2 separate regions of the Homo sapiens genome follow, and region 2 is linked to region 1. Evidence: chromatin loops called from intact Hi-C (ENCODE). Cell type or tissue: mammary epithelial cell. All regions are shown on one strand. Region 1 overlaps PNPLA3 (patatin like domain 3, 1-acylglycerol-3-phosphate O-acyltransferase). Region 2 overlaps PNPLA5 (patatin like domain 5, triacylglycerol lipase).

What was found. Hi-C counts contacts between places; a loop is a spot of excess contacts. Peaks named below come from ENCODE experiments on the same cell type or tissue, not always from the same donor. Only the 100,000 strongest peaks of a DNase experiment are listed, where the experiment ranks them.
Region 2: a loop joins it to region 1, with 8 times the contacts of the local background. A loop is called at or near these places in 18 of 110 quality-filtered maps.

The regions. Positions count from the first base shown.
Region 1 is chr22:43,944,755-43,947,254 of GRCh38, reverse strand. PNPLA3 (patatin like domain 3, 1-acylglycerol-3-phosphate O-acyltransferase) reads right to left here. Exons shown (of 9, transcript NM_025225.3): 8 at 2,460-2,500; 9 at 1-1,101. The coding sequence ends at 873. Among named protein-coding and RNA genes, the nearest start is that of SAMM50, 9.4 kb to the left of the region's middle. RefSeq lists enhancers at 1,052-1,346, 1,286-1,445. In mammary epithelial cell, CTCF peaks have their summits at 780 and 1,189 (motif pointing right); no DNase peak of the experiment used is centred here.
Region 2 is chr22:43,888,644-43,891,143 of GRCh38, reverse strand. It overlaps PNPLA5 (patatin like domain 5, triacylglycerol lipase), which reads left to right. Exons shown (of 9, transcript NM_138814.4): 2 at 1-82; 3 at 1,280-1,345; 4 at 1,606-1,815. Among named protein-coding and RNA genes, the nearest start is that of PNPLA5, 2.1 kb to the left of the region's middle. In mammary epithelial cell, a CTCF peak has its summit at 1,159 (motif pointing left); no DNase peak of the experiment used is centred here; H3K27me3 peaks cover 334 bases.

The sequences.
Region 1 (2,500 bases):
TCCGAATAGCTGGGATTACAGGCATGCACCACCATGCCCAGATAATTTTTGTATTTTTAGTAGAGACAGGGTTTTGCTATGTTGGCCAGACTGGTCTTGAACTCCTGACCTCAGGTGATCTGCCAACCTTGGCCTCCCAAAGTGCTGGGATTACAGCCGTGTGCCACTGCACCCAACCGATTTTTTTTTTTTTAAGGCTTATTCTACTAACATCTCACTGATTCACATAATACAAAATTCAACAGGTAACAACGCTTCCTTACATTTTTATACAAAACTCTTTAAACATTATTTTAGTTAGGTGAAAAAGGTGTTCTAAAATTAAGTAGATTATCATCTTGTTACCCCCGCCATGGAGACGTTTTTAGTAGTCAAGGTTATCATCTTTGCAGACCACCTGACAGGCAGTGTCGTTCTTGGGGACGAACTGCACCCCTTCCCACAGCATGGGGAAGTGGGATCATGCTATTCTCTTCCCTCCACCCCACAAGATCACACATGGGCCAGCCTACCCCCCATCACAAGGCCCCCACCCATCCAAACACCTGTCATTCTAAGAACCTCATGCTGGAACAGTCTGACCATTAATAGGGCCACGAAACAGTCAGTAAGGGACCCTCTGCACTGGGCTTCCTGGTGTCATTTCCCAACCAGCTGAATTAACGCATGCTGATGTATTAGAGTTAAGTGCTGGACCGCTGCACAGGCGAAAGGTTGCTTCCTAGCTTTTCATAAAACCAACTCAGCTCAGAGGCTGGGATCCTCCACGTCACAGGCAGGGGTCACTACACAGCAATGCGGAGGTAGCTGCACAAAGATGGGAAACTTTAGCACCTCTGAAAGAATCTGCTAGACTCGCCTCCTCAAGTGACTCACAGACTCTTCTCTAGTGAAAAACTGGGAAAGGTGGAGAGCCCCTCAGCACCAGCAGGTACTTTATTGCCCAAGAAGAAGTTCAGGCTGGACCTGAGGATGGACCGCGGGGTGGCCTCTGCTTTGGTCTCTGCTGGACAGCCCTTGGGGGAGCAGGGAGTCCAGCAGGGCCAGTCCTGCTCAGGTGTGCATGGGGAGGCCTGTTGGCTGCTCACTGGCATTTGGGACCTGAAACACATGGAGGAAGTTGGCTTAGAGGCCGTTCCCGCTGCTGCAGTGTGCAGTCTGAGCTACGGTGGACCCACATTGCCGGCCAGTAGAGGGCACCACACACACTCTAGGGTGCCGTCACAGCCAGAGACACAGCTTCTTCTAGCCCTCAGTGCTGGGCTGATGTCACCACCTAGGTCTTCCAAGCCTGTGGCCCTCCCAGCTACCTGGACACCTCCCACTGGACATCACAGGTGTTGTCCACCAACGAATCCCTGGAGGGGCCTATCAGTTTCCCCCACACAAACCTACTTGCCTGCCAGGGTGTCCTACCACCCACCGCCTGGCACCACTGACCACCAGTCACCAGGGCTGCCCCACTCCTTAGGCTTGGAACCGACACCTCCTCCTGTCCAAGAGCCTTAGGAAGCCTCTCGGTCTACAGATCGTCCCTGCCTGGGCCCTGGCAGCCCCCCTTGCTGCCTGCTGCCAGCCAGGGCCCAGGATCCACCCTCTACTTGGCCACTACTGCCCTCTTCCCTAGCAAATCGGATCTTTGCATTCCCCTACTTTTAAATCCTTCTGTGTCTACCAATAACAACAATAGCAAGAGAGGCCATACCTCCTGATGCCCAGCATGTGCCAAGTACCATGCTACGGGCTCTCAGGAGCTCACGGAAACCCATTGAGGGGATGGGGATCACCCCTGTTAGCCAAGTGAGGAAACCAAGGCCTATGATTTTCAGGATAACGCCCAACCCTGGTAATGGGAGCCAGGCCCTGAACTCCGGCTCAGTTTCCAGAATTCAGAATTCAGGAAGTAGCGGCATCCCCTGGGGCCTGTCAACGCAGACTGCTAGGCTTCACCCCGGAGACTGTGACTCAGTACAACAGAGGGTGGAGGACAGGGGGCTTGCATTACCAGGCACCTAGCCACACGCTCCGAGGAGCTCTGCTAGCCCTGCCCCTCCAGGGTCCCACCTCCTTCCTGTGCCATGGGTGCCAGAGCTCCTTCGCTCAGACACGCCAGCGCTATCTGACACTCCCCAGTCCTCATCCCAGCCACTCTGTCTGAAGCACCTTTCCCTGCTTATCTGGGGCCTCTCTGCTCTTCCACCATCAATGCTGCACTCAAAGAGACTCATCCGACGGGAAGTCTTCCCAGGCTCCGGTTCAGGTTGGCCTGGGTGGCAGCTCTCAGCAGGTGTGCCAGGACCTCTGACTGACTCAGCTGCCTCCCATGAGACAGGGTCCCCACACCCAAGGGCAAGCTCCTTGCTTGGTGTTCAGCCAGCTGTTTCTAGAATGTCGTGTGAGGCCTCATCAGATGAGAGAGGTGCCCGTCCGGCCCACACACCCACAGCCAAAGTATTTACCTGGAGGCGGGGAGCAGACACATCAGCACTCGAGTGAACAC
Region 2 (2,500 bases), 56 kb after region 1:
GCTGGGCATTTCGCTGACCCGCTGGCCTGACGGACGCAACTTCTTGGTCACTGACTTCGCCACCTGCGATGAGCTCATCCAGGTGTGGGGCGGGGGGTGCCCAGGGCTTGGCTGGTGGGCGGGCTCCATCTAGTCCAGAGTGACATCCAGGTACTTCCCCGTCAGACGTTTCTGCAGGGGCGGAAGGAGGGAGGGCGGGTGGACCTGTTTGTAGGTGAGGAAACTGAGGCCCAGAGAGGGTCGGCAGGGTGGGTCTGGAGACTTTCCAGGTTGCTGCACACAGAAGGGTCTGGCTGGGGCCCGGCAGAGTCAGGCTGCTGAGTCAGGGCCCCCACAGGGACTGCTCTTTCCAGAGGGCAGCTGGCTAGCCCCAGCCTCCACCCCACTCCATCCTCCCGCCGCTTTTTGGCGGTGGGTTGACATTTATTGAACACCTATTATGTGCCAGTCACTATTCTAGGCACTGTGACTGTAACAGGGAGCAAAACAGACAGAAACCCTTGCCTTCCTGGGGCTTCTATGCTCAGTGGTTCTGGGGGGCAGGCGGTATCGATAATGAACTCATCTCCAAGTAAGGAGGTAAGGAACCATCCAGTATTGAAATGAAATAGGATGTCTAAAAAAGATGCTTCACATACACCCTGACACTATTATTTGCCAATAGTGTGTACGCGCACGCTCAAGTGCAGGCACACAGTGTGACAACCAAAAATGTCTCTGACATTGTTAGGTGTCCTGTAGGGGAGAAAATCACTCCTAGTTGAGAACCACCAACCCAGAGCTTGCAAACTTTTGAATATAGGACTTTGTCTCATGGAACCCTTGGAAACGTCCCAACTCTCTCTGGGAGGTGCAGAACCCATCCTGGCCCTGACCAGATGGAGATGCAGGTGACAGTTTTGTTCCCACAGACTGATAACAGTCACGGCAGCTAATGTGTACTGAGCACCTACTATGTGCCAGGCCCCATCCCAACTGCTACACAGGCAAGGAGTCTGGGCCACTCTTTGGGGTCCCCGGCTGGCTTCCTCAGGAGCCTGCACCTGGCCTCCTTCCCTGCACACCCACAGAAAGAGGAGGTGGGTGTCAAGACAGAGGTGCTCCAATCCCTGCTTCCCTTGGAGAGCTTGGCTGGGAGGTGATGCCTCAGCTCCCTCATCTGGACGTGGGACTGATGACACCTCCTTTGCAGGCTGTTGGGATTAGAAACCGTGCCTAGGAAGGTTCTGAATGCAAGAAGCATGCACAGTTGTGTTCCTGCTGACTCTTCTCTTCCTAGGCCTTGGTCTGCACCTTATACTTTCCTTTCTACTGCGGGCTGATCCCCCCCGAGTTCAGAGGGGAGGTGAGTGCACTCTGGAACCCCGTTCTGTGCTCTGGGCAGCCTGGGGTGCACACCGTGGAGAGGTGCTTGGGTGGAGGAAACCAGCGCTCCTTGAGCACCTACTGTGTGCCAGGCCCTCCCCCTGCTCCTGGGGGGCGTTCAGCCTCCTGGGCTGGAGTGGCCCTGGTGACTCAGGGACAGCTGGAGGGTCACCGGCTGCAGCCAGTGTGGGAGGCCCTCTGAGAGGGCAGCACCACCCACCTGCTCCCCACAAATTGCAGCGCTACATCGATGGGGCTCTGAGCAACAACTTGCCCTTTGCAGACTGCCCCTCCACCATCACGGTGTCGCCCTTCCATGGGACAGTGGACATCTGCCCCCAGAGCACCTCCCCCAACCTGCATGAGCTGAACGTCTTCAACTTCAGCTTCCAAATCTCCACTGAGAACTTCTTCCTGGGGCTCATATGTCTCATACCCCCCAGCCTCGAGGTAGGTCTGGCCCTGTGATGGTGTTAGAGGCTTGGCCAAGGTCAAGGGCCCCGTGAGTCAGACTCTGTGTGCTCCTAACCCCCACTGCCCCCCGAGCCTGAAGGCAGTTACAACACATGTCCCGAGTCTCACAGCCAAACACCTGAATCCTAAGCTTGGGGTTCAGTTGTGTCCTTACTGTTCTTGCTGCCCTGAGCCAGTGATGAATGAGGACTGGCCCCATGTCAATGGGACACACTCACGCCAACTCTGCTTAGCTGGCCTTTGAGCAGGGCCTTTGCCTGTGCTCCTCTGGGCCAGGGTCTGTAGGCAGGTACCGTTATCATTTCCATTTCTCAGGGGAGGATGCTATGGTTCAGAGAGGTTAAGCAACTTGTTCAAAGTCACACAGACTGGAAGCAGCAAAACCAGGATTCAGACCTAGAGCTGGCTCAGGCCCATGCTCTTGACCACCGTCCTTGACTGTGGCCAAATTGACCATCCATTGTAGAGGCAAGGCACAAATGCAAAGAAAAAAATGAAGGAAGCGTTTTTTTACCCCTTGGTATTTCTGGAAAACAGATAATTTGACAACTATTGAAATATACTCCTCCTGGCCGGGTGTGGTGGCTCATGCCTATAATCCCAGCACTTTGGGAGGCCAAGGCTGGCAGATCACTTAAGGTCAGGAGTTTAAGACCAACCT